7 separate regions of the Mus musculus genome follow, and regions 1, 2, 3, 4, 6 and 7 are each linked to region 5. The links are chromatin loops, found by intact Hi-C in ENCODE. Cell type or tissue: heart. All regions are shown on one strand. Region 1 has its middle 23 kb from the start of Zkscan2. Region 2 overlaps Gm26974 (a long non-coding RNA gene). Region 3 holds the start of Gm25759 (a small nucleolar RNA gene). Region 4 overlaps Hs3st4 (heparan sulfate (glucosamine) 3-O-sulfotransferase 4). Region 5 has its middle 3.9 kb from the start of Gm30560. Region 6 has its middle 29 kb from the start of Gm30501. Region 7 overlaps Hs3st4 (heparan sulfate (glucosamine) 3-O-sulfotransferase 4).

The links. A loop is a pair of places that touch in the nucleus more often than their neighbours do. Peaks named below come from ENCODE experiments on the same cell type or tissue, not always from the same donor. Only the 100,000 strongest peaks of a DNase experiment are listed, where the experiment ranks them.
Region 1: it touches region 5 in a loop (9-fold over the local background); 15 of 42 quality-filtered maps call a loop at or near these places.
Region 2: it touches region 5 in a loop (6-fold over the local background); 6 of 42 quality-filtered maps call a loop at or near these places.
Region 3: a loop joins it to region 5, with 5 times the contacts of the local background. A loop is called at or near these places in 7 of 42 quality-filtered maps.
Region 4: it touches region 5 in a loop (20-fold over the local background); 13 of 42 quality-filtered maps call a loop at or near these places.
Region 6: a loop joins it to region 5, with 7 times the contacts of the local background. A loop is called at or near these places in 5 of 42 quality-filtered maps.
Region 7: it touches region 5 in a loop (9-fold over the local background); 20 of 42 quality-filtered maps call a loop at or near these places.

The regions. Positions count from the first base shown.
Region 1 is chr7:123,521,946-123,525,945 of GRCm38, reverse strand. No RefSeq gene overlaps it. Among named protein-coding and RNA genes, the nearest start is that of Zkscan2, 23 kb to the right of the region's middle. In heart, a CTCF peak has its summit at 1,557 (motif pointing left); no DNase peak of the experiment used is centred here.
Region 2 is chr7:123,962,513-123,966,512 of GRCm38, reverse strand. It overlaps Gm26974 (a long non-coding RNA gene), which reads left to right. Exons shown (of 4, transcript XR_003946874.1): 4 at 1-119. Among named protein-coding and RNA genes, the nearest start is that of Hs3st4, 18 kb to the left of the region's middle. In heart, a CTCF peak has its summit at 1,766 (motif pointing left); no DNase peak of the experiment used is centred here; H3K27me3 peaks cover 311 bases.
Region 3 is chr7:124,145,243-124,149,242 of GRCm38, reverse strand. All of the region lies in intron 1 of Hs3st4 (heparan sulfate (glucosamine) 3-O-sulfotransferase 4), which reads right to left. It overlaps Gm25759 (a small nucleolar RNA gene), which reads right to left and starts at 2,962; the gene lies at 2,834-2,962. In heart, a CTCF peak has its summit at 2,221 (motif pointing left); no DNase peak of the experiment used is centred here.
Region 4 is chr7:124,381,545-124,385,544 of GRCm38, reverse strand. The region is part of intron 1 of Hs3st4 (heparan sulfate (glucosamine) 3-O-sulfotransferase 4); the gene reads right to left. Among named protein-coding and RNA genes, the nearest start is that of Gm23168, 110 kb to the left of the region's middle. In heart, a CTCF peak has its summit at 1,897; no DNase peak of the experiment used is centred here; H3K27me3 peaks cover 484 bases.
Region 5 is chr7:125,392,045-125,396,044 of GRCm38, reverse strand. No RefSeq gene overlaps it. Among named protein-coding and RNA genes, the nearest start is that of Gm30560, 3.9 kb to the left of the region's middle. In heart, CTCF peaks have their summits at 1,967 and 2,168 (motif pointing right); DNase peaks (open chromatin) are centred at 2,194 and 3,234; H3K4me3 peaks cover 1,371 bases; H3K27ac peaks cover 1,260 bases; H3K27me3 peaks cover 273 bases.
Region 6 is chr7:125,179,491-125,183,490 of GRCm38, reverse strand. No RefSeq gene overlaps it. Among named protein-coding and RNA genes, the nearest start is that of Gm30501, 29 kb to the left of the region's middle. In heart, a CTCF peak has its summit at 1,718 (motif pointing right); no DNase peak of the experiment used is centred here.
Region 7 is chr7:124,126,891-124,130,890 of GRCm38, reverse strand. The region is part of intron 1 of Hs3st4 (heparan sulfate (glucosamine) 3-O-sulfotransferase 4); the gene reads right to left. Among named protein-coding and RNA genes, the nearest start is that of Gm25759, 17 kb to the left of the region's middle. In heart, a CTCF peak has its summit at 1,716 (motif pointing left); no DNase peak of the experiment used is centred here.

The DNA.
Region 1 (4,000 bases), 1.9 Mb after region 5:
AAGAAGGGAGATTTTTCCTAAAGGAAGCCTGCGCACCATCACTGGAGGGGAGGTTACCAGGAATCACCAGTTCTGTGAAGGATGGTCCAGCACAGCGCCCAAGCCCACATGCGTCTGGCCACTGTCACCGTGTTCCTCCAGAGCTAGGTCTGTAACTAGACTTGTGGGACTCCTTAAATCCTCTAGGGAGATCACAGATGCTCTGTGGAGACAAGTGAGATGGGAGCAATCAGTGCACGTACCTGGGGTCAGCCCAGGGTCAGGCAGGCAGCTCTGCTGCTGACACTGAACGACTTGCCCATGTGCCTATCAGTTAGTTTCTGCACATCTGCACTGGCCTCTATCAGATAGCTAAGTTACTTCTGCTCTGCTCTAAGTGTCTCTCCACAGGCACACTTGCGTGGCCAGCACCAGCCTACAAGCCTATTTCAAATCCCTGCTTGCATTTCACCTGCTAATATACCATCAGCCAAAGCAAGTTACAGGGCCAGCCCCAAGTCAAGGGCAGGCGTTGATGTCTCACCCACAGTGAGAGGGCATAACACGGTGCACTGAGGCCAGCTTCTGCCTATTATCAATTTTGCAGCCTTAAGGATGCCTTTTGAATAACAGACACCTTCTCATTGTCTGACTGGTGAATACATTTTAAATGAGGTAAAACACAGCTTCTATAAACCATTCCAAGAGCCCCTGTGGAGTAAAACTGAGGTGTCTCAGCCAGCCTGGCAGATAACTGTGGAGGGACAGAAATTCAGCGGAGACCAGTAGACCCTGGTCTATATTGGAAATGCCACCTATCTGAGCCCAGCCCAAATTCTAGAATCAAAAGCTCATTAAAATGCTAGTTTGTTCCTTACAGTCTCGATGTCTTTCATAAGCAGAGCTGTGATGTAGTTCCATTCAACAAACAATTATTAAAGTGCTCACTTCTCACCAGGAGGCTTATCCTCGGCGGATGACACAGAATGGAGACATGATCTGGGAAACGGTTCTGACTTTAGGAGTTTACCTTCTGGGTTAACCACCTTCTTTTTTCAGTTATAAAGTTTAATCTCTTAAGACTGGAGAAAAGTAACAGTAGTGTACAGTCTCTGCCCTGGCTTCCTTTCAAATCGAGATATAGAGTATTGAAAGGAGTTAATTTTAAAAAGGGGTGGGGGGTTCAGAGTTAAGGTCTGTGACTTAAGATCTCACACAGGTAAAAGAATGAGCCACGTGACGTCTGAGGGAGCAGCCTTCCAGTGTGAGAAAACCTCACAGCTAAGCTCCTGGGAGTGGGCTGCAGCCCATAGAATATAAGACCAAAGCCTGAGAGGAGAAAGGGAAGCCAGACTGGGTGAGGACCAAGAACCCACATGGAGTCTTTTATGGGTCCGTGTAGAGTTCTAATTTTCTGACTCTGTTGCTGTACATCTTTCAAGAAGGTAAATTTACATGCAGAGACCCCAAGCAGGCAGCAGTCCAGAGCTGCTTTCGCTGATTCTGTTATCAGCAGACAGCAACGTTGGTGGAATTTGTTGGAAAGAGCTGCCATTTTTGGGCACAGGCTGCCCTCTGCTGTTATGTTTTGGATTAGCACCCACAGACTCACTGTCCCAGTCAGGAGGTTATAAGATCATCCACGGCAAACTCAAAACCCTGAGAGACAGCATTCTCCAAACACGATCACTGCCACCTGTATGTTACCTTTTGAAGTTTGTGGGGACATTTTGTGGTGCTAGGGCCTGAACCAGGGCCTTCTACATACTAAGCCAGAGTTCTACCCCTGAGCCATACCCCTAACCCCTAAGACTTTGTATTGTTACTAGCTCCCAGTAAAACTGAGGAGTTTCAGAGATTTCTCACAACACCCACCTCTATGATAATCTTCATAGAGGATTGGATTGTCATCATGGATTTAAAGTCACATAGCAAACAAAATTCCTGGGGCTTGCTGCCCAGTTAGACTTCTTCATCAATGAGTTCAGAGTTCAATGACATGCCTCTCTCTCTCCCTCAAAAAAAAAAAAAAAAAAAAAAAAAGGCTGGCCTGATGGTGCATTCCCATAATCCTGGCACTTGGGAGATGAAGGCAAGAGGACAAGAGGATTAGGAGTTTGAGGCCAGCCTTAGCTGCAGAGGGAGTTTGAGGTCAGCCTAGGCCTTGCTTAAGGAAAAAAACAGCTTCAAAAAAGCAAACAACAACAAAAGAACTGTGGGGAGATTTGGAAGACGCCTGTGCTGGTTATTCTCCTGTTGCTGTGAGAAAACACCATCCAGAAGCAACTTACAAAAGGATGTTTATCTAGATTTGTGTCTCTGCGTAGGTCATCTGTTCTCCTTGGGTTTGCTGACACTAGAATAGAAGTGGGAACAGCAGGCTGCAGGCACGGCTGCAGGGGTGGGCAGCTGAGAGCTCACATCTTGAACCACAAGCTTGAAGCAAAGAGAGCAAACTGGAAGTGACAAGACATTAATCTACTAAATCCTGCCCCAGTGACACACTTCCTTCACCAAAGCCACACCTCCTAAACATCCGAACTGGGGGATCAAGTATTGAAATGCCTGAGCCTGGGGACATGTCTCACTCAAATCAGTATGACACCATCCATCTCTGACCTGCATAAGCATGCTAATGCCTGTGCACTTGTACACACAGACACAGAGACACTCACACACAGATACAAATGCACACACAGAGACACAGAGACACACAGATACAAACACATACAGACACATACACAGATACAGAGAGAGAGACAGACACAGACAGAGAGATACAAATACACACCCAGATACACACACATAAACACACACAAAGAGAGACACAAATACACACACAGACAGACACACACAAAGAAATACTCACACACAGATACAAATACACACAGACAAAGAGACACACACAGATACAAACACACACAGACACAGAGATACACACACACTCACACACAGATACACACACACTCACACACAGATACAAATACACACATAGACAGCCACAGACACACACCACACACAGATACAAATACACACACACACAGACAAACACATACACAGATACAAATACACAAAGATACAGACACACACACACACACCTCCACAGTTTTGCCGGGAATCTGAGCAGGAATTATACTGTGTGTTCCAGCTAGATGACATTCCACAAAATGCAAAACATAGCACAGTGTGGTGGTGCATTCCTGTAATCCCAGCACTTGGGAGGCTGAAGGAAGCAGATTGCAAATCTGAGGACAGTCTCGGTTAAAAAAAAACAAAAAAAAAACAAAAAAAAAAAAAAACAGTCACTCATTTGTTCATTAGCACCTTCAGATGGAGCTGTGTGGGCATCACAGGCCTATTTTGCAGAAGGAAAAACTGAGGCTGAGGGATACTACAGAGCATGCACTTTGCCTCCTTGACCAATGCAGGGGGGGAAATCACAGTAAGAGTCAGAACCTTGTAACCTCTGCTCAAGTGCAAATAAATCACAGGGTGAATGGACGGCTTGCTCCACAAATTTGAAATGGCAAATCCAAAATTAAAGCTTAGCATGCATCCATCAAAGGAGCCTCACAGTTTGTCCTGCCCACCCTGGGTCTCCACATAGCCCATGAGCGACTTTGGTTTCGGGTGCGAAGGCTTCACAGCCATCGGCAGTGGGATGGAGAAGCACACAGGGGATCCTCGATGGCGGGCGGCTGTCACACTGGATGTATTTGGGTAATATTCTTAATTTGATCCACGCTTCCCTGCTGAGTGTTTCCTGCTCCCCCTCCATCCTCCGCGTTTTTCAGACGGCAGAAATGTTCTATGGCCACGGCCTAGAATGAGTTTGTTTGAGCGGAAAATCCGTGAGGAAAGAACATGGACCCTCTGCTCTGTAGCCGGAAACTTCTCCTAAAACTCGGAGGAACTCAGGTGAGAGAAAGCCTCTGAGCCAGCCCAGGCGGCCAGGGGACAGGGCAGGCCTTAATGGGCCTGAGCATCTATCTGCCTTGGGCACAGACCACAAAACCTACAT
Region 2 (4,000 bases), 1.4 Mb after region 5:
AGCAGCCTGAAAGTCATGACCACCATACCTAATATTAACCTTTTGTTACTCTAACTGTGCCAAACTACTGCATTTTCACTAAACTTTTAATAAAGTCCATGATGTATGCACTTAATTTATCACTTTGGTTTTCTATTTCTTTAAGAAACTTTTAATTAAAGTAATACTTACATATAGCAAAAATGTTTACCCACTTTAAATTCTGTGAGCATATTCCCCTTTTAAACTCATCAACTTTAAAGAAGGCAGGAGAAGCAAGCAGTGTGGTGACACAGGTCTTTTACCCAAGCATATCAGAAGTTGAGGCAGGAGAGTAGCCAAGCTTAAGGCCAGCCTGGGTTACAAAGGGAGACTCTTTCCAACAAACCAAACAAGCAAAGCAAGGTGGTCTGAGCCAGATGCTTTTAGCTGTTGTGTCCTCTGGAATCACCAGTATGATCCTCACAGCAAGTCCCCACTGCTAATGAAGCTGGGTAGGTAACCACAGTACTAGATTTTAGTATAAACAAAAGACCCACTGAAGAAGACAGGAAGGAGCTGCCCACATTTCACCTCCCAGCCAAGCAACTCGGGTGGAAAAGGAGAAGGAATTAAAGCCACACCTTAGACTTGAAACTCGGGCCCCACGGGGTAAAACCAAATACAAGACCCAGACCTCGATTCCTAGATCCAACACCAATGGAAACATGATACTGGAATTAATGCTAACCAAAGCTGACTGACTACCCCTCCTCTCACCTCCAACCACTGGCGGCAGAGGGAATCAGCACTCCACCTACAGGACATTAGAGCAAGGTGCTGATGTTCAGTAAGTGCCTCTTGTTGTAAGACCCAGAACCGGGCGATAAACAAAGACTCATACACCCGGGGAGTAGTTTGTGGATGGAGCCTCTAGACTGACCTACATACCAACAGGTGGACTTGAGATTCTGTCTGGGTCACCACCAGTGTTAGAGGTGGCCTCAAAAACATCAGACCCAAGGCTGTGCAGGTCCTTGTGGCTGTGAGAATCAGGTATGATCCCAGCCTTGGGCTTCACCGCTGTCCAGGCTAATGGTTACAGGTGAAGTCTCTAAGCTTACCCTGAGATGCAATGGACACTATACTCTTATAGCACACGTATTTGGTTTGGTCAGCTACAGGTCCGTATCAGCCCTAATGGCCAGCAGCTCACGTTCACCAATACTTCAACCTCAGGTGTGGTAGCACAGGGCAAGAGCCTTTCTGCTGGGGCTAGGAAAGGGCAGTAAACCTGGAACTTTGGCTTGGAACGCAAACTGGGTTGGTAAAAGCAATACCAGTCAGACCCCATGGGGCTTCCTTCCCAGACCTGCTGAAGATGAGCCCTCGGGACCAGCCTCGGTGTTGCAGCCCCTGTCAGCTGCATCCGTTTGCACTGGGACACGCAACAGACAGGCACTGTGGGTCCTACATACATTATCATCGTTGGTTCGTTCTCAGTCGACTGTGGGCTCAGGGTGCGTCCCAGCTGTGCAGCACTGGTAGCATAGCATGCAGAGGAAGCCGATCTCACAGTTAGTGACTGCCCAGTGCAGGCTGGTGTGGAGACAGTGTCTAGCCCTACCCTACTCCAGGGAGAGGCTTTTGGGCACAGATTACCCTCACTAGGGACTCTTTCTGCAAAGGTCAATAGACCAACTGTGGATTTAGGACAACCCTCAGCTAGGATTGCCTTCTTCTGCTGAAATTATGACAGCACACCAACAGCCAACTTACACCATACCCGTCTCTAGGGCGCCATCTAGTGTCTAAATAAGAGAAGTGACTATAAGGCTCAGACAAAATTGATTGGCCTGCTTAGAATTTCTGTAAAGGAAGCCATAAAGATAGGAGTTAACACCCAATCTCCAGACAACATCGCACACCAACAAGCATCAGGAGCTCCTCTATGGAGGGATGACCTCCCATAACAGTGAGAATGCACTTACTATGCAGACATTTGGATGGAGAATTGCATCACCATCTACAGACACCCATTGTCCCCTTCTGATCATTCTCCAAGTTTCCCTGGCTCTGCAGCTTTCACACTGACTAACTTATGACTTTTATGTTCTTTTCTATAAATCTAACTCTCCTGATATTACTTGTGTGTTGATACTAAAAATTCAACAAATGATTCTTAAAAGTAGCAACCTTGAAGGTTGTAACTGTACCAACATTGTCATCAAGTAATTTGAAGAGATCCACTGAGGAGACTCTACTGCCGGAAAGTTTCCTCAATCCCATGGTTTAAGTGTTTCCCCTCAAGCACTGTTTAATTTTACATGCCTCTTCTGCACTGCCCCAAATCTCCCGTTCCGTGCATTCCGGGTTCGTGTTCCTGGGGAGTCTCCCCGTCTTGACATCCTCATGTGCTGTATTTTAGCAATGTCTGTAAACAGCAAACCACACATTTTAGAATATGACTTTAAATTATTCTTTCCAAGACTAGACTGAGTCCTGCATCCAAGGTTCAAAATTACATACACTGGGAGATTTGAAGGCGCAATGTCACCATCTCCCGGTGTCTACGGCTACTGATGAGAATTCAGACCGACTCTCTTGTCATTGCCAGTGAACTTTCTTTCCACACAGGAAGCTTTTAATGCTTCTTCTTTCTCCTTGAAATTTTGAGTTTCCTCTGGGTGTGGGGTTTTTTAATGCATGTGATTTTTCTTTGAGGCTCATTTCAAACCAGACATTTATACCTTTGTCTCAGGGAAATTATTTTCTAATAGGCTATTGAAATGTCCATCTTGTGTTGACTTCATTCTCTGCATCTAGAACCACAGTAAAATAATGAGAGACATCCCTGCCACTTTGTATTTCCCTCACACTCTCTTCGGTTGTGCGTGATTCCTTCCTCCCAACATTGCTGGCACAGTCATTAACTGCATTCCTTCCCTTATGCGTCCTGTCTGCTGGATTTTATTTCCAGTGACAGAAAGTACTTTTAATTACTAGGTTCACGGTCCTACCCTCTTCTTGCTCTGTTTTCACAGCCATGGCCTGATCTTCCATGTGCACTATCCTAAATCTCACTGAAATCATTCATGATTGTCCTAATTATTTGATTTCCTGGATGCTCTTTATTTGATAAAAGTATAATTGTCTGGTTTGTTATTCTTGAGGATCCTGTTGTGTGATTTCTTTTCCTCGCATCCCTGAGCTGTCTGCTCGTTCATGAATACAGGTCAGATTGCTTGCACATTCTTGTGAAAGGGCCCAGGCTTGCGGGTTATAGAAGCAGGTTACATGGTGCATGCTGTCTCTGCTGCTTCAGGCTACCAGACTAGACATGAGAGTGACATTGGCAAGACTATGCATCTACCAACCAGCCTGGTAGCTGGATGAGGTCTTTCAAGTAAGAGCTGTCTAGCTGGTCAGAATCACATACCAAATGAAGGGCTGCGGTTTGAGGTCACTAATTATTGCAGCGCTTTGCTCTGGAGAGGTTAATTGATGCAAGCTCTAGGATATAATAATGTTCTAGTTGTAGATGCTGTGGCACATGAGATTGAAGGCCCTGCTCTCATATGATAATCATGGTAAGACAGGTGCATTGGCTAAAACTGTGAAGGAAGGTAATTGAGATTGTATGTGAAAGCCATGGGTAAGACGGCACCCAATTTAGAAGCTGCAGTCAGAGGAAATGTCTGTGAGTGGGTGGAATCGAAGCTGAGGCTTTAATGACAATGGAGAGGTGATCATGTAATGGTTCAGAGACAGAGTCTGTCAGAATGAAGAGTAAGTGTAAAGTCACTGAAGAAGGAACATCACCGGAAAGGACACAAAGACCAATGGGGAGGGACCATGAGAACAAATAGAAATACACCCAACATAACACAGTATGCAGAAGGACTCAGACTACAATTAACATATTATCTCCATATTGGTAGCATCCCTGTCCTTTGCGAAACAGGAGATCATCATTATCATTAGTATTTTTTATTCACTTTATATCCTGATCACAGCTCCCTCCCTCCTCTCCTCTCTTCCC
Region 3 (4,000 bases), 1.2 Mb after region 5:
CAAACTGATGTTTGCAAGCCAATCAAACAGTTTGACTAAACTTCTACCCCATTCTTATTTCTGCCCTCCCCCCCCCCCAAAAAAATCAGTGCCAAGCAGAGCTAGGGGATTCTGGCATGCTCTCACCCTGCCAGAGCTTGCCTTCATTTACTGACTTCTCTTCTGCTGAGAACTGAAACTCAGCACTGTTTACTCATGCCAAACCACACAACTGACTACTATTCCGACAGCTCTACAAAGTCACCGAGTTGCTTGAAAAAACAGAGGAATGGTGGGAATGAGCAATTCTGGTATAATTAATTCAGCTCAGATATGAGTCCTATTGGTGTAGACACATCAGTAATGGCCTGGGCCTTTGTTTCCTGTAAGAATTATTGCAGCTAGCATCACCCCATGATCATATTATTCTGCTCTTTGCGTATAAAAACACTCAGCACATGAAGGAGATGAACATTTCTCGTTGATTCAGCCCCTGAATGAAATTGCTGTCCAAGGCAATGCATAATTTTGATGCAATTCTCTTCTTGATTCTCAAGTTGTGGAATCTGAACAATTTCAGTCATTTGCTTAACAAAATTCCCCTAAGCTCTAAGAAATGTTAGCATATTGGTATATAACCTATACGCATAATGAAGATGATAATAAACACCTACCCTACCTGGGTATATTTACCTTTTTCAACTTTTATTGTTTTTATTGTGAAGTTCACATCATGGACCCAATCTCATTCATCTTCCCCTCCTCTCATACCAACCCTCTACCCATTCAACTTCCTCCCCAACAGAGAACAAGAAATCTTGTTGTGGAAGCTGTAGTGTGTTACAGTATATCCCACAATATACTCTTTTGTCCACACTTCTTTGTTCACAAATGTTTATTCTAATGACTCGCTGGTCTGATACAATTCCTGTGGCTTCTGTTATTCTATCAGTACCGGAATATCACTGGGACTCCTTTTGGTTACCCTATTTATTGTTGCCCTGTGTCATGGAGATCCTCTAGTATTGGATTTGTCGAACCAGACCCTTCGTACACTCGAGCAGTTCATCGATGGGGTGGATGTTGTGATGGGCCAATTCAAAGCTCTGGATCTGGGTCTGAGAAGTGTCTTAGATGGTCAGACCACAAGCTCTCCTACTCTCATGCCTTCAGGACTAGTTCATTCAAAAACCCTGTAACTAGGGCCAGCTCTACCTTGCTGCCCAGGTTAGGTACAGGGTCTGTTCTCCCAAGTATTGCAGCTGGTGAGGCATGTGGAAAATCCTATCACTCTTATAACCCTGGAGCTAGCTCTCCAGGCTGCGATATGTGGTGAGGGACAAGTGTGAGGAGCGGGTGTGGCGGCAGTCCCAAAGGCACCAGGGACTGCAGCTAAGTCGTATGACCTGCACCTGACTTTCTCATATAAGCCACAAACATCTTTAGAGCTGCGCAGGTGTACCAGGATACTGGTGAATCCATTTTGATGGAGATATGCCCTGCTGCCCTGATTAGCTGAAGCTGCGTGCCTGGTGAGGTGGCGTGGCCTGCTGTGTGTGGATGGGAACTGAGAGTATAAAAGAGTGAGAGGCCCAGGGTTCGGGAGATATAAACAAGAAGAAACAGGACTGAATAAACGTGTGCAGAAGGATCCTGTTGCAGAGTCGTTCTTCCTGGCCAGTTGGGCGCGCGCAAGAGACAAGGGGAGAAGGGTGTCTCTCCCTCTTCTGTGCCACAGCCCAGCAGACAGGAGGCAGGGCGAGCTGTCTCACACTTATGTCCTTGGGGCTGTCTCACCAGCAGCCCCCACACCCAGGGCCAATTCTACTTTGCTGCCCAGGAAAGGTGCTGATCCTGTTCTCCCAAGTGTTGTAGCTGGTGAAGGGCAAGGACAGCTCTCCTGCTTTAATGACCCCAGGGCCATGTCTCCCACTTGCTGTAAGTGGTGAGGTGTGAGGGGAGGAGAGTATATTTCTGACATACACGCCACTGCAGGGAGATAGGTGGTAGGTCCAGCTCTCCCATACTCAAATCCTCAGGCCAGCTAATCCACAACTCCCATAATGGGGGGGGGGGGTGCACTTACCCCATTACTGCAACTTGGAGGCAGAAGGGCAGGGTCAGCTCTCCTGCTTCCATGCCTCTAGGGCCAACTATCCCATGATGCCCAGGTAGCGAGTAAAGATAGTTCTGCACAACCCTCAGACATCAACATCTGCCTGGCCTTCCATGGACTCAGATGTGACCCCTGGTGGCAGCACAGACCAGGACTTCACCATGGTCCTAGTTGGCATCACCAGCTACTCACAGTTGACTTTTCCTTATTACCCTTGAGTCTCCAGTTCTACCTCTCTTCTTTGTGTACACATCCTTCTGTTTCTCTTTCTCTTCCATTTCTCTATCACTCACTCCTTTTAGTGGTGCCTGCGGTATCTGGCTCTGGGGTTGTCTTAGGAGTGGTCTCAGAGGTGCTATACCCCGCTTGTGCATTGTGTCATCTGGTAGGGGTCACCTCGAGCATGGTCTGAACCCCCAGGCCTGTGTGGTGCTGGACTAGTGGTCATCTTGGGCTAGCTTTCTGTCCAGGAACCCTGCTACCAGTTTGGTGGTTGTCCTGGGCTCACTCCTCACACAGCTCACCCAAGTGAGTGGGCCTTCGAGAGGGTCAACTGTCTCTGACTCACTCCCACCCAGGGCCTGTGGTCCAAAGCAGTTCTAGTTTCCAGCTTGCTTCCTGTTCTGAGATCCCTGTCTGGACTGCTGGTGCCAGACTGGTGGTGGTGTCAGGCTAGCTCCCTGTCTAGGTCCCCCGGAGCTGGACTGGTAGTGGTCTCATGTTAACTTTTTTTCAGGAAATGTTAGGCTACTCATTCAAATGTTCATAGGTCAGAACACTGAGTGTGGACATGGGTTTTTGCCTCTCTGCCACCTACTGATGTACTCATGACGCAGCAGCCACATTTGAAATGTCTCTAGGAGCATGTATTTCTTACTCTCAATATAAGCATTAATTATATTCTTATATATTATTCTTAAGTGGTTGGCTAGGACCTCTCTCCAATTTCCAATTATGTTGGTCAAGAAACCCAAGAGACTCTCACAAAATGTACATACCTCAGAAAGTCTTGAGTGCCTTGAGTGGATCAAAGCTGGTAATTCAGACTGCAAGGGCTAAGAATGACCTCTGGCCTCTGGACCCACTCTTTGGGCCTGATTCTCTGTTGCACCATTCCCTGGCTCTAGAATTCTGGAGACGTGATTGACCTCTCTGAGTCTCCACTATCTCTTCCGCACAATGGAGATAGGGACAGTAGTAGTTTCATGTGGTCTTGGAGACTTGATGTATCTGCTCAACAAATGAAGATCTATAAGTGCCTCTGCCATCATCTTGGAAGTGACAGGCCATTTGGGGTTTAAATGCAATCTGACATAATCTGTTTTATTAGAAAAAAGCACACGGTTTCCCGTTTTGCTGTGCAAGGTGGGGATGAGGGAGTGCTAGAAACACTGAATGGATTTTCTGTTCTTCCTGAGTTGTATGTGTCTGGGTGGTAAAAGGCAGAGGAGCATGTAGCACAAAGTTGATTCATAGATGACCCGATTTATTACATTAGTAACTGGAATGTGGAGGCTCTGTGGGTCAAACACAGTGTGTACATGGGTCCCTGCAGGTAGAAGAAACGACCAAGTTGTGAATCACATGAAGCCTTCCATGTATAAAGGGATCAGAAAGAAGTCATCCTTGGAGAGAGTTGGGAGAGTAAGTGAGGGCAAGAGCTTCAGGAATTTCAAAGGAAAGAGAGTCCAATAAAAGGCAAATGGGAAAGAGGATGTAAATGAAGGCCACAGTGGTGGCAGAGTAGAGCAGGGCAGAGGGCAGCGGGCAGAGGTGGGGTGGCATTTATCATGCAGACTGGCTGTTTGGCTAGTTCTAAACATCTAGCCTTATCTTGCTGAACTAAATAGAACTGATTCAAATCCCAGTTCTACCAGCCTCCCAGTTTTACATGATGGGCCCTTT
Region 4 (4,000 bases), 1.0 Mb after region 5:
GTTTACCCTCATCGGCAAACACTTCAATGTGGCATATACACCAGGGGAGTACCAGAAATACTTCTCTTCGCTATGCTTGAATCTTAAACATCTAGAAATCCTCACAACTCAGCAGGGCTTAGGCACCACCCAGGGCTCATGCTTCATGCTGCACAAATGATAAGTATTGCTTGTGTTTTCCTGTCCACTAATCTTTCTCAATATGACACTTGTCTTTAACATCAACAGACAGCCATGTGACAGGCAAAGACTTCTTGGTTCCATTCTATTTAGACAGCACATATGGACAGAAAGAGCTAGGGGTTCCACAGTCTTTTAAAAATGCATTTGTAAATGAGTCACCGCTAAATCTATATCTTTACAAAGCTGTCTGTGTGTGTGTGTGTGCGTGTGCCTGTTCATATGAGAGAGTTTATTGACTAACTTTGTACTCACTGTTTGGTGTTTGTGGGGTTGTAGACATTCCTTTCAATATTTCCTAAATTTACAGGTAGAAAAACATGGCTTTAAAATTGAAATGCCTCCAGCCTCTGTGTCTTCACAACAGTAACCTTTTCTCTAGCCCAGTGGTTCTCAATCTTCCCAATGCTCCGACCCTTTAGTACAGTTTCTCGTCTGACCCCCCCCCCCAATGATAAAATTATTTTGTTGCCACTGCATAATCGTATTTTTCCTATTGTTATGGATACTAATGTAAATATCTGATATGCAACTCCAGTAAAAGGGTCATTAGACCCCCAAAGGGGTCATGACCCACAGGTTGAGAACCACTGTGGTCTAGCCCTTTGTCCTTTGTGCATGGAAGGTCCTATCCAAATATCCTAAGAGAAGCTGTTCCATTATTTTGAATAAATTAGAGGGTAAAACACACATCACCTGCCCCTGACTGGGGATCCCATCTGGAATGTACTTGTCTAACATTTTGTTTATGTACATTCAAAGAGGGCCTCTCTGCAGAACCCTGCACACTGACTTCTATCTGCAATCTTATTTCCTATCCTCTGGCTCAGCATCTCAAAGGGCACATCCAACAATTAAGCACTGATTACAGAGGTGTCAGCTCGTCTGCTCAGGCCCTTTGTGCTCACAGTTAACAGACAGTGAGTGGCAGGATGGCCTCCAGGTCTCTCCATCTCACCTCTTGCTTTCCTCTCAGCTGTGTGTCAGGCTGTCACTGCCTCAGGAATGCTGCCACCCCTCCTTGCTTCTCACCAGCATCTGATTATGTTCCAAGCCCCATAAGCTCTTCCTAAGCGTACCCACCACTCTGATGAATGTCTAAGCCCTGCACCCTTAAGCTGTGTGGGTCCCCAACAAACCTCAACCTGGGAGGGAAGGAAAATGTGGCTTGTTTGTGATGGCAACTGCCAATATGCCAGGTTTTCATTCAAGTCTTGCCTTTTCTTGGTCTACATTTTGCTTTATTACTCCTGCCTAATAGTTTCTTTTGTTTGTCAACTTAATTAAATGAAAAGATACCTAGGGAATTAGTGAAGCAGGCTTCTAGCTGCTTCTATAAGAATGTTTCTAGAGATGATTAACTGAGACGGATGGCATGTTCTCAATGCAATTAGCATTGTCCCATTGGCAGAAGGTATTAAAAATGGCAGAATGTGCCAGAAACGAGAGAGAAGCTCTCTTTTTAGTTGTTGGCCAGGGCTTTCTAACAGGCTTCCCAAAACATACAACCTATTACTGTTGCCCTTGGTTACCCTCCAGACATGGAACGTAAGTATCTATTGGTAAAATTACCATATACTTCAGAAACATGGCCCAAAGGCCCCTGAACTCGACTGATCTGAACAGCCCTCCATACGGATGAGCTTTCATGGAATCAGAAGGGGCTATGCAAGATTACAAAGGTGGGAGAAAATCAATCAACAGCCCCACCTAGCTATCATACCCATGAACTGCATCAAAATAGCATTTACCCTATAGGTAGCAAAGTGATGCTAATATCGTGGTGGTAACAACTCTCTAATTGGACTTAAGACCCACTCAGTAAGAGGGATACCATGGACAGTTATGGAAACCTAGCTAATCACTCAATGCTACTGAAGTCATGATTATTGGGGAAGAATCTATAATCACTATTTTATTAAACTAGCATAATCCCTAACTACAACCTAAAAACATTTGTTTTTATACCCACATATAAGTGTAGTCTTCATCCCTCATCTAGGAATCTTCTTTCTAATATATGGAGACCACTACAGAAAACTACAACCAGTCAAAATGTAGAGTTGTGGAGTGTAGTCCAAGTGGATGCATCTGCAAAACATTCCCATAACCTAAAGCTCAGGGAATATTCCAGAAAAAAAAAAGGCAGAAAGATTGTGAGAGCTAGAGGATCAGGAAGATTGCTCTGAGATTGTAACTTCTAGCAAGTATTAGAAGCCACACCAGCAAATTCTCACCAACATGACTGCATAAACATGAGATGAATGAGGAAAAAAATAGACATGAGAAGTGGATGAGAAGAAAGCTCACAAGGCCTCAACCCAACACATAGAACCACAGGCAACTGAGTAAACTGGGAATGGGAGAGGTGGCTTTCCCGCTGGAAAGAGCATAACAACTGATTGTCCAGTGCCTGAAACACATAAAATCCACATTACATATACTCAACAGGTTATATTTAGGAACACATATGTATTTGCATATTTATGCATACAATAATAACTGATAAAATAGGGCATGAATTTAAGAAGGGCAGGGAGGGGTACATGAGAGTGGAGGGAGAAAATGGAAGAGAGCAAGGGAAGGGAGAAACGCTGTATTTAAATTACAATCTCAAAAATAAAAGAAAGAGGAAGCCTGCTAACCCAGGTGTTCTTAAGCCCTGCTTCATAAGCGCCATGACCTGAGCGCTGTGCTCCTCCATGCCCTCCCTACCATTCGACACCAAACCCTCCAAAACCATGTGTTGAAATAGATTGATTTCTCGTTCTTTTCACTCTTGTTTATTGAAGCAGGCTCTCACGTAATCCTCTGGTTGGTCTAAAAGTTCAGAATCTCCTGTCTTGGCTTCTCAAATGATGAGATTACAGATTTGAGCCAGTGTTCTTAACTAATCTTTCTACTTTTTTAAGTGTCGGGCATTTTGCCAGTGACAAAGGTCTGACTACTACCCTCACTACTTTGTGACCCCATATGCTCTTTAGGTTGTGTCTATATTTTGTCAGTTTTTTGATTTGTGGGTTGAAGCATGATCATTTGACAGATGTCTGCAATGTATTCCATCCAATCAGGGAGATTAGCTCTTCGCCTGGCAGGCCCTTTGCAGTAGTCCTTCCGAGGCAGCATCTTCTATACTGGGATGATAGCCCCCTTGCTATTTCCACTGCCTAGGAACTCTGGCTCTGCTGTATGAAAGACTAAAGGAAAAGCACTTAACCACCTCAAACCCCAGTTTTCTCATCAAATAAAACAAGGATGGACAGCAGGAGCAATCAGAAATGTTTTATACAATTATGATGCACTTCTCAGTACACCTCCAAGGAATTCACTGCTCACCGCAAATGCAGATCGCTGTTGTTTCTCCATAGGAATCCTATCTCTTCATTGTGTGTTCTCAGAGAATGACATGGTAAGAGTCATGCTACTAGTGAGGTCATTTGGTTTCTGCCTCTTTGCATCTTTAAAATGAATCTTGGCTTTTTGTAAATAAGTTATCTGCGTTTCTTCTGTGTGGCCCAGGGTATCTGGTCAGTGAGATGGTTAATGTTCATTGAATGCACTTGATGTTTTATCTATGAAAGTGTTGCTGGGGTCAGTCATGCCTGGCTATGGAAGCTTGTAAAATAAGTCAAGCAAGATGGAGGCACCTGTCTACATCAGTAACAGGTGTAAGTGCTGCTGTGAAGCATAGGCATGTTTTGCCAGGAACTGTGGACCAGTTCTGGGGTTTGGTTACAAGTGAGGCATAGAATGAATGAAACCTACAGGCCCCCTCTGGTTCCCAGCAGCCAGGGCAGTAGGGACAAGTCTCCGACAAAAA
Region 5 (4,000 bases):
TGTCATCACAGTGTATGTGCCACTCCCAGTCTAGAGCTGCTGAAGGTGGAAGGTTAATGACCTACAAGCCTCAGGTGGACCGAGGGGTCCCGAAGGAAAGCTGACTTGTCTGATAACACCTGTGAAAGCATCTAATAAGGAGATCCACAGGCCAAACCCTCTACCATGTCCTGACTGCTGGGGAACTGACCCCAGATGGACTCTTCCAGCCCTAACCTTCCCCATTTTCCATACTATAAGACCTCAATACCCGCCCCCCCAACATCATGTGAGCACAGTCTCACCTCTATGGAGAGGCTGCAGACCTCCAGATGTTTTGGCTAAAGAGCAATTGTTTCTGGAGATGCCTGTCTGCGATCTTTTATTTCTGTGTTGCCTCCATTGGTCCCTAACAGAAGAGGCGAGTGATCTGAGCTGACATTTTCTTTGCCTCCCTGGCTACTATCTAGGGAATGTGTGTTGTTGATGCTGGAAGCTGGATTTGGAGGCTTGGTCCCCAGCCTGTGAGTGGTGCTGGAAATTTTAGAAGGTGGCCCAGTGACATGAAGTAAGTCATGGGGGTGTGGCCTCTAAATAGATATTGGAGCTCCCAGTCCTTCAGCCTCTGTCTTTTGCTTCCTGGATGTTCTCTTTTGTCACATGTTCCCACCACAATGTGCCAGCAAGCCGGTGACCATGGACTGAAATCCCTGAAACTGTGTGCCACAAAACCCTTTCCTCCTAAAATCTTGGTGCCCCACGGAGCTGTTCACCTTGGTTTTAGAGCCTGGAAATACAGGTTTATCAAGAGCATCTACCTCAAAAGCTTACTGCAGAGATCAGTGGTGAGGATGTAAACAAAGTCAAGCGCTGAGCACTGAGAGAGCTGTACAGTCACTATGATCTCCCGTCTAGAGCCAGGGTCAAGTTCAAACGCCTTGAGGGATGGTCCTCATTCTCTCCTAGCTTCCTTGTCTAAGACTCCAGGTATGAAGAAGGGCCAGGGATGGGGCGGGGGAGCTGGGGCATAGTTGTAAACTTCTGAGTTCGAGGCGGCTTCCAATAAGAGCTTTTACATCGGTGTCCCTAGGCCAGGCCATCTCTTAGTACATAATCTTGTCACATGCAAATGTGCAGCCACACTGTGCATTTGCTGGCTGATCTGTTTATCACAGGTTGTTACTAGTTAGTGTTTGCCACGGTCTGGTCTCCTGGCTCTCTAGCACAGCCTGGCACGGAGGAGACACTCTCTGAACACTCTGCTGAACGGATGAAGAAGCTGGGGACTCCATGCCAGTGGCAGGCTGTGCCCCTTGATGTGGAGGAGCACAGAGGGAGACGACAGGTGGGAGGGACTGTGATGTCATCAGCCTCACCCACAGCCAGGGTCATCCCGGGGTACTCACTGGCAGGGTCACTTTGGAGAGAGCCTCCAGACACTTCCCACATGCTTTGTCCATGAGGCAGAGCCGAAGCCTGAAGTTCTACAAGGTCCAGCAGCTTAATACCCACTTGTTAGCTGGGTGCCTTTAATTCCTGAGGGTCTCTGGTTCCTCCTTGTGACACGGAGACACATAGTACTAACGTCAAAGATTCTGGCCATGAAATAAGCTCACCTATGCAAACAGCCTGGGAGGGGAAAGTGCTCAGTCTGGTATTGCTGTGTCCTGAGGCCAGGCTGCCCTTGAACTTGTGGCTCTATTTCTGCTTCTGCTTTCTGAATGCTGGGTTTGCAAGCGAGTATGAGCACTGTCATTCCCAGTGATTCTCTGGCACCACCAGGCCTAGGCTTCCTGGCTGCCTGAGACTTCTTCCCCGCAGCCTCCACATTGGACTAACCTGGCTCCATCTGGCCGCTGGGCTGCAGCAAAGAGCTTCCCTTGATGCTTCCACCAGGACTTAAAAAAAAAAAAAAAGGAAACCCTTTCTTGGATTGCTGCCCGCGGCAGACACAGTTTAAATTAACTCAAACCATTTTCTCTCCCCCCCACCTTTACTGATCCGTTTTCACGGAAGGGAATAGGAAGCCTTTTCAGAAAAGAGCGTTAGGAAGCGCTTATCTTTCTGCTCTCCAGAGGATGCCAGGGCAGGAGGTCCTAAGGTTTGTAGCGAGAGCAAGGAAGTGGCTTTTAAGGAGGAGTTTTCGGGAACTCGGTGCAGCGCACATCCCTAGGGAAGAGTGCAAGGTCCCGCCACACCGCCGCTGCAGTGCCACATATGACCGCTAGGGGGCACCCAGGCCTTATGACTGCTAGAGCCTGAGCGGCGTCCACGAGTTGAGACTGCGCGCGTGCTCAGGTTTGCGAGCCTGCGACCAGAGCCCGCGCTTGCAGCGGCGTCCTAAGTCCCTAGCAGGTCTAGCGCGGAGCCTCGCGCTCCTCTCCCTCCCTCCCACCCCATCTGTGACTCATTTATTCGGCTTTTCTCCCTTTGTTTCATCGAACCTATGTGCAGCTCCCCTCCCTTTCTCTTTCCCTTCCTTCTCCCCTCCCTCCCTCCCTCCCTCCCGTCCTCTCCCGATTTCATTCCTCCATTCCCTCTGCACATCTCTTCACAGTGTCTTCCACCTACCCATGCACCCTTCCGCTCGCTCTCGCGCTCCCGCCTTTTCTGCCCTCCTACTCTCCTCTCTTTCTGGATTTGGCCTGAATAACTTCAGATTTCCTGCCAGTCGACTTCGGGTAGTGGGCAGCTTTTCTGCGCCTTAGACCAACCTTCGCGGCTCCGTGAGGCTGTGTGGTGAGGGTCCGCAGTGTACAGGGGACAGTGCATGGCTCCCTGGATCCGGACTCCAGCTGTGCCTAAGCTCTCCAGAAAGCTTTAAAACATTGCTGAGCTCTGGGCTAGGTTGTTGGATAGTAGATAAAGTACCTGTTGACCAAGTGGGAGTCCCTGGCGTCCCCCCCCCCCCCCAGCACCACAAACACAGTTTTAAGTTTTGGGAGTCCTGCGCTCTCTGCCCCCCCCCCCTTTCCCCCTAAGGCACAGCTTGTAACATAGAGTTATAGTTGGAGGCTGAAAATGATTTTGAGTGTTGACAAAGGGTGTGAGGGGAACCCATTTGCTTGGGATTCGGATTCAGTGCTGCGCTCTTTCCACCCTGTTCCAGGAATTTGCAGGTTTAGCTCCAGTCTCATCTCCTCCACCCCCAGGCCAGCACCAAGCAGCAAGGCTGTGCTCTGGAAGGCCTGCCTGTCCTGGCCACATTCCATTAGCAAACAGCATTTCCTCTGTTCCCCAAGCTTATCTGTGGGTCCTCTATGGTGCTGGGGGTTCCCAGTGGGCAGAGCTGGGGTAGGACACCGGAGGCCTGGCCTGAATCTTTGCCCTCTCTTTCCTGCTAGTTTTGCCACGAGGACTTCTTTGGCTCAGAGCCACCCACATAGTTGCCAGGGGAGAAACTTCCAGAGCCGGGCCCAACAGCTGTCTTGGAGGCCTTGCTGGCCAAGACTGATTCCTGGGTGTGGCTGCTCCTCTCTTGGGAGGAAAGTAAGTAGTTTTGGGGTCCAGAGTCATCTAATGAGTATTAGAAAAGCAGATAGGGGTGGGGTGGGGGCTACGACTATTTGGCCTAAGAGGTGATGGGGGTGGGGCGGATGAGGGAGAAGTTGCCAGTCCTTTCCAGGTGGGAAGGTGCAGGTGTGAGTCCCAGCCAGAGTTTTCAAGCTGTGCTCCTGTGACAGAAACATTTCAGAGTGGTCCCCGGTATCCTTTGCATGGTGGGACAGGTCCAGTATAGTCTTTTCTACCAGAACCAAGCAAGCAAGGCTTGGGAAGGCTTAACGAATTCCATGAGGTCACTGTTCTAGATGGTACTATTGGCATATTTTATTCTTTTCCTCTTCCTGAGTAAATCTCACTTTCCAGCCGTTTGCAGTTAGCTAAGACTGTTTATTTTGTTCCGGCAAAGGGAAGTGGAGGTGAGAGTAAACCTTTTCAGTCCAAAACAGGAAACTTCCTCTGTGTTCTCCTAGGCTCCCCCCCACACCCCCGAAACTGTTGTTTGAGCCTGGAGGACATC
Region 6 (4,000 bases), 210 kb after region 5:
CTCCTCCCCTAAGCTGGACCATGGACACTGACTCCTCCCCCAGCTGTACCATAGGCACTGACTCTTTCCTCCCCTCCAACTGTACCATGGACACTGACTCCTCCCCCAGCTGTACCATGGACACTGACTCCTCCCCTAAGCTGGACCATGAACACTGACTCCTCCCCCAGCTGTACCATGAACACTGACTCTTTCCTCCCCACCAACTGTATCATGAACACTGACTCCTCCCCCAGCTGTACCATGAACACTGACTCCTCCCCCCAGCTGTTCCATGGACACTGACTCCTCCCCCAGCTGTACCATAGAGACTGACTTTTCTTCCCCTCCAGCTGTACCATAAACACCGACTCCTCCCCCAAGCTGGACCATGAACACTGACTCCTCCCTCCCACGCAGCGTCTTTGTACGTCCTTTCTGCCTCTTTACTTTTGTCATGATGGTCTCCAAATGCTGGAGAATTTCTCCCACTTTGGAAAAATCAGTTTGATAACCACGGTCCCTCCATGTCCCACTTTGCCTCTGTTGAGCTTCAGCAGCCGTCTCTGTACCACCTCAGGAGGTTTTAAGATCAGGTGCCTGCACTGCATCTGAAAACAATAAAAGAGCAGCGTGCTGCAGCTGAGCGGAGCCTGACATCAACAGGCTTCTGAGACGTCTCCCTGGTGTTTCTATAAGCAGCCCATGGCAGAAAGCTGATCTTTCATTGCCCCTCCCCCACAATAAAAACATCGATTTAAAATTAGCCTGAGATACTGTCTCTGCCTCCTTATCTTCGCAGTGGTGTCTGAAACTGCTTTGGAAATGTCACCAGTGAATGTCTATACCTTGCTGACCCTCCTGCTCTTCTGACCTGGTTGGTGGGCTCCTCAGATTTTCTCTGAACCTCACGCTGTATTCTCCCGATCAGCTCTTTCTCTGCTTCTCTGGTAGGCTCCATTTCTAGAGCACTCTGGGAATGGGTGTTCTCTTGACATCTCAGCCCCTCTTCCTGATTGGTGAGCTGGTCTATCACTCCTGGTTCAGCAACGACAGCTCCCAGAAGTCTACACCTTGCACTCCAGGACTCCCTTTTCTACCACATTTTGTGCAGCTCATGTGCTTCTCTCTAACTCTGGCTTCCTGTGCCCACTTTCATACCCCGCAGCTCCTACAGAGCATCTCCCTGTCTCCCCCTCACATGCTGTGAGTCACTGAGTATGAACATTCTAATGCCAGAACTTATTCTCACCGATCTTCTCCATCAATTGCTCAGTTCAAATCCCCATGTGAACTGCCCAATTGTTCTCTTGGTCCCACCTGTAGGACCGCCTTCTGTAGACCTTTCCCCACAGGGCTATGGAACAGAACTCTTTGTAATGCAAAACTGACTATAGCTTTACTTCCCTAAAGTCCATTTTTCAATAGCACAAATGTTAAAAGTCCAGGCAACTGAACATGTGTGTGCTTGAGACTCTGGACAGCTTATAGAAAAATACCAATAGATACGGACAGGAGATGAGAGGAGGCAGATGGATCGCATGCAGATGGATGACCGGAGAGGGAAGCAGTGTTGCACCGTGGGAGGAGGGGAATCTTCCCTGACTTTCTGAACTTGTGACTTGACTTTTAAATCAGGTGAAAGAACTTTACCAACTCAACAGCTCCGTCAGAAGATGTGCACAATTTCAGCTACTGTACGCTCCATTCCTTCCTATGGTGGTGATGCTGGTTATGTGCATGTCTGCCCACCAGGGGCCAGGAGTGGATAATGGATGACTCTGGCACATATGTGGGTACTTCTCTCAAGGATGGCAGAACCCAGAGTTGTTTCCTGCACCACCCTCTTCCTTCCTTCTCCAGGTCCAGGCTGTATATCTCACCCAAGTATTCCACAAGCTACCTCTTGTCCCAGCCCTCATTTTCTGTATTCCCTGCCCCACTCCACACTCTGAAGCTACCCTGTCCTCCCTGCAGCTACTGGAAGGAAGTTTCCATCTCTGTGCATTTGCCTCAGAAATGAAGCCTGGACATTTTCTATTCAGCCTTTAAAATTCTTCAATGTCAGCCGACACTATCAGGGCACCTGGTATCCCAGCTGATCTGACTGGAATAGCTCTGCTAACCAATGGGGAAGTTTTGTCTCATGTAGGTAGGGACTAGGTCTGTTCCACTCTGAGTTCCCGGTGCTGGGCAGAAGAATCTTTGGCCTTAACATATACTTGTGGGATAAATAATTAAACGGGCAAATGAATAAGCAAATTTAAAAAGAAGATGACTGTTGAAAACACCCAGGGATTCACCCTTCAGTCAAAATGAGGTACTTCAAACCGTTCTGCCTAGGAGTGTAGCAGGAGGGGGCCTTGAAATGGGTGCTCTCATTTTGACCCCAAATTGGTGATCTTTACTGGGCTCCAACATTATCCTGTTAGTTATGTTCTTGTGTGGCATAACCAATTCCTCCATGAGCCTACAAAAACAACACCCTGAGAGTCAGGTATCTTTTTTTTTTTAAATTTATTTTTTTATTAGGTATTTTCCTCGTTTACATTCTCAATGCTATCCCAAAAGTCCCCCATACACAGCCCCCCAATCCCCTACCCACCCACTCCCCCTTTTTGGCCCTGGGGTTCCCCTGTACTGGGGCATATAAAGTTTGCAAGTCCAATGGGACTCTCTTTGCAGTGATGGCCGATTAGGCCATCTTTTGATACATATGCAGCTAGAGACAAGAGCTCCGGGGTACTGGTTAGTTCTATTGTTGTTCCACCTATAGGGTTGCAGTTCCCTTTAGCTCCTTGGGTAATTTGAGAGTCAGGTATCTTATCCATACCTGTACCTGTAAGGTATTCTCGGGACACTGGAGATACCTGATAGATCTGTTGAACAAATAAATGGATCTGCTTTGAAACTGTGCAGCATTTGAAGGATCTTCAGTGCAGAATAGACTTGGGAACGCAGGCTTCAAAGAAGGCAAGGATTTAGGTGTACCCTGCTGGCTGATGCTGGGTTAAGACAGGCTCAAACAACCTTCAGGGAGAGGCCTCAGAAGCATAGCTACCACACATCTTATGTGCATATTCATTTGGAGAATTTGTTAGAGAGGAAGTCTGGGGAACTCATGGTAAGAGTTCAATGTGGGTTGGAAGTTAGCAGGAGCAAGAGGTGTGCACAGTGCCAGTTTTAAGTGTTTATTTGACATTGCTCAAAGTGCCTCACTGTATCACTCGTGGATTTGGCCTCTAGGATACAAATCATACACCTTTATAGGTGAAGAGATGGGTGCAGAAGGATGAGACAGCTTACCTCAGGTCACAGAAGCAGAGCAAGGCAAGGCTCCACCTTGCTTCTTGTGTTTCTCCATTGTTTACCCATAAATGACAGGTGGTCTGCCCCTCCCTCCAGTGTTGAACACCCCAGCTTCACTTCTAGGGCTTATCCCACCGCTGAAAGACTCTTTCCCCTTTGTATTTGGAGCATATCAAGTTTATTTTTTCCTCTAGGTTTTTTAAAATGCTGGTACATTTTACCTTAAAATGTGTGATGATGCCTTTGTCATCGAGGGAATTGACATAGGTATCTGGTCCCACAGGGTGACTCTAAAGTGACAAATCATTTGAAGTAACAAGGCAGACCCTGCATTTCCACTTGGAAGCAGTAAGTCAACTCTCCATGTGGCCTCAGTCCCAACCCTCCAAAGCCCTCACACCAGTGCTAGGTTGTGCCACTAGCCTGACGTTGGCATTATCTAGATGTCCAGAGTCCCCTTGGCATGTGCCACCCACTTTGGCCAGATTGAAGACACAAAGGAGCCCTTTCTAAAGCTTCTGGTAAGATGCTAGCATGTCTCTTGGGGGCTCAGAGCAAACACATCATCTTGCTGCAATTCTGATTTTGGGTAAACAGTGACAGAGGATCCTGAGCTTCTGATTCTAACCAGGGCCAGCTATGCCAGTGCTGTGTCAAATACTGTGCCAGCTGTGCCAATGCTGTGCCAGTGCTCTACCAGTGCTATGTCAGC
Region 7 (4,000 bases), 1.3 Mb after region 5:
ACTCTTTATTGCATCAATGGTAGCCCTAGTAGGTTGATACATTATTTCTTTACAGCACTCAAAGCATTAATGTACTAATAAAATGAGTTAATGACCCATTTCAAAATGCCCTTTATGGAAAAAAACTTTTTTTCTATTCCAAAAAAAAACTGATATTACATTATTTTTACCATTATCATATGATAGAACCTGATAACATGAGAACCCTAGGCTGCTAGGAAGTTACATAGTGACCAACAATCTATTTGTTATTGCTTTAAAAACAAACAAAACAAAAACAAAACAAAACAAAAATCCTACAAACTGTCAAGATTCTAGCCTGATTCCACAGGTCCACACTGTGTGGATTACAACTGGCCTCTTTTTGAAATAGTCAGAGAGAATCTTGAGCCCACTGAAATTTCTACAGCAATAACCAAAGCTTTCTGCCAGATATGTGTAACAACTGGTTTCTCAAAAACCCTTTTCAGGACATTTGTGTCAGAGGAATTTAAAGGAAGGGAGGCAGGCACCTGACCTCTACAGTCTCTGTTACGTACCAGTGTGCTATCAGGCATGAGCAGATGGTCAAAGATGCCCTGCCATGTTGTAAGAGAAAAGAACTGAAAATAATGTGTAGGTTTGCATTGATCAGTGTGCATAGTGTTACTCAGCGGATCAATCTGAACCCACCGTGGGGTCACAGCACAGAGATGCTGTATGGTGGAACTGTTAATCAGACAGTCTCATCTCTGCCTGTACTTTCTGCTTTAAAACCATTAGTGTTGGTCTTTATGTAGGGGATTGAATCCGCCTTAAAAGAGTCCAGTGCAATTCCATCAAAGTAGATGCTTTCTGGCTTTTGTGGCCATACCCTTGCCTAGAAAATTAGATGTTCCCCCAGAAGGAGCATGTCAAAGGCAGGACAGCCTATCCAGACCCTCGTGTGGTTGACTAGACTCCCATTTAACACTTTATCACACAGTAAACACTGCAGGGCTGTATATGCTGGTCAGCAAGGCCCCTGAATTTGTATAAACACTGGAACGCAGCGCCATGCTTCAGAAACTGCTTCTTTGTAACAGAGGTAGAAGGACAGAGCTCACCGACTTACTGAAACTGCTGGCTGCCAGAGGGTGCAGGGTCGCTTGCCTTTGCCTGTTAATCTGTCCTCATGCCTAGCTGAGGAAGCACAGCAGATTCTCCTAAACGGATACAACTATTCAAAAATTCTTTTTTTAAAAAAATGGGGAGAGAATAGAGTAACAATCTCATTATTTGCCTCTGAGTGGCAATGTATGATTTCTCTGCCAGACAGAGGGTCACCTGTAGAAAGGGAAGAGGTTTTCTTTTGTGAGGTTTTATGTGATGCCCTGATCCTATCAGATATTTCTTCCCAAACAGCTATATTAATAATGAAGTGATCTGTTCCCTGCATTCTATAGTACATTAGGTCTGTTCTGAGAGGTTAATCTTTAAAGACTATTTAAAAGGATCAATACCAATGCAGATATAGACAGAAGCTGGATTTACATGTCTGATAGTTGGACTTCAGAGCCTTTTAATGCAGGCTATTCCTGCACTCTAGCTAGGCTTGAGAGCACAGTGCTTGCTGTTACCTGACACTTCAGAATGAGTGGGTTCCTCAACCTGCTAGATCCCCCAACCAAAGACTTAATTTCACAGTGCCAAGGCCAAGTCTTTCCTGTTTTATTTATGTAGAATAGTGACACCTAGTGGTTGGGACAGCAAATCCACGAAACAGAATTCTTTAGTGGCAACACCCACTCTTCCCTGGGATTAAAACAAAAAGAATCCCCTAAGGGGTTTGACCCTCTTCTTGGGCAAGCAATAAGGCACCCAATGATACATGCTGAAGAATAACCTCGCTGAGTTAGACTTCTCCAGATACCCTGGAAAAAAATGGAAAGCTAGAATCATGCCCAAGAAAGGGAGGATCCATGGGAACTATGGAAGGATGAACAGGTATTGGTGTTCTAAAAAAAGAAGTAGGAACCAGTGGGGCCACCACAGCTTCTAAGTAGTCAACTGAGGACATGTGAGGCTTGTCCAAAGACTGTGGATAAAACTGCATGCTGAGGATATTGTATCAATAATGAAGATGGAAAATGGGCTGCGAAGATGAATCACAATCAAACATTCCCTCCGCTCTGTCTTTAGGCTGTGGATCCTGAGAGCTGAAAACTATTATCCTTCCCTTCTGTTAGAGTCAGCTACATCTGTCTGACAAATGCCAGGTGCATAGTAAATGCTGAGTAAGAAGGGGAAAGGGAGGGAGGGAGGTAAGGAAGGAGGAAAGGAAAGAAGGGGCAAGGGAAAGATGGAAGGAGGGATGGAGAGAGAGAGGGGGAAGGAGGGAGGGCGGGAGAGGGAGAGAGAATATAAATCAGGGCAGATAAGTACGACTTCTGGGAAGACTAGGCTACATCAGATAAGAAATGCATTCCACTGAGCTAAGGCAGCTTTTAGCAAACTGGATGTAGGTAAACAGTGATGGTAACATAGTTGATAACCACCATTCAAAGTTATTCCTCCATTAGCACCATCATTTAGTGTGGAGACAAAACACAGAGAGGAGCTGCAGAATTGATGGTAACTCAGATTACCTGGCTCCAGAGTCCTGTTCCTTCCCACCCTGATATACATTGTAATAAAGGAGGTCAAGTTCAAGAGGACTCCATTGGATCAGAGAGGCAAATCAGGACCCTCCTACAGGGGTTCTGCTACACAGGGAGCCTGTAGTTAAAAGTCACATAGCATCTCAGATAGGTCCAGGAAGGCATGAAGCCCTTCCCCATCCTACTGACAATGGACTTTTATAAATTTAACATATATTATATGAGAAAGATCTCCCTCTGCTCATTTCTCTCTATTTTATGTCTACTAATATGACAAGTTTATTTTTACTAATTATCTTAATAATAAATATTTGTGGGATACAGAGTAAAGAATCAGATACATATAATTTGATAAATTAGGAACACTAACAATTTTGTGCATATACATTTAACTATCACGTTTACCCTGCAAATATTCATGATACTTATGGGATAACATAAACTGTACTTTTTAAGACAGGTTATTACTTTGTCATCCAGGCAACTTCACGTTGTTGATGGAGCCCAGGCTGATGAGAAATGTAGGACCCTCCTCCCACAGCTTTACAAATTCTGGGATTAAAAAAAAAGTGTGCCAGCATGCCTGGCTGAAAAATATGTTTTAAGGAGAAGAGGAAATTATAAATACTTCTAGGTCTTTTAAAGAACAAGATCCTATCATATCCTAAGAGGTCTTCAGCACTGTCTGATGTGTGGAACCAATTATTTCTTTTCTCATATTCTCTCAGCAACAACCATTTAAATCCAAGATCAAACACATGCCAGGGCAGGCCCTAAGCCTGGATGCAGGAGAGTCAGGATTTTTGTTTAGGTTTTGCCTTGTTGGTTTTTATTTGTATTTTTCTTGTTTGTTTATTTGTTTATTTGTTTGTTTGGGGTGGGTTTGGTTTTCTTTTAAGAGAGACAGACAGACAGACACACAGAGGGAGAGAGAGAGAGAGAGAGAGAGAGAGAGAGAGAGAGAGAGAGAGAGAGAGAGAGAGAATGTGAAGTCGGGTGTTAAGGAGGTGTGAAGGACCTGTGAGGAGCTGTAGAAGAGAAAAAATATGACCAAAATGTATTCTATGAAAAATTCTTAATTTTAAAAAAAATAGTAAAGAAATAATTTCCATCTAAGTCCGTAACACCAGCTTGGAATGCCTTCCTGGTGTCTTGATCTAAATAAGAGAGCAACAAATGCCAGGCACAGGCTCACATGTGGGGTTTGCACTGGTGTGTCATCTGAACATGACGGGAGAGGAAAGGGATCCAGTGAGCTTTTGTGACCCAACAATACTGTGAAAATAAAATATTTTTGCCTTCCCTAAATGAAGTCAGCTAAGAAGAAAACCAGATATCAAGTGCCATTCAAAAACTCCCCCAAACTACAGAGTGAAGAAACC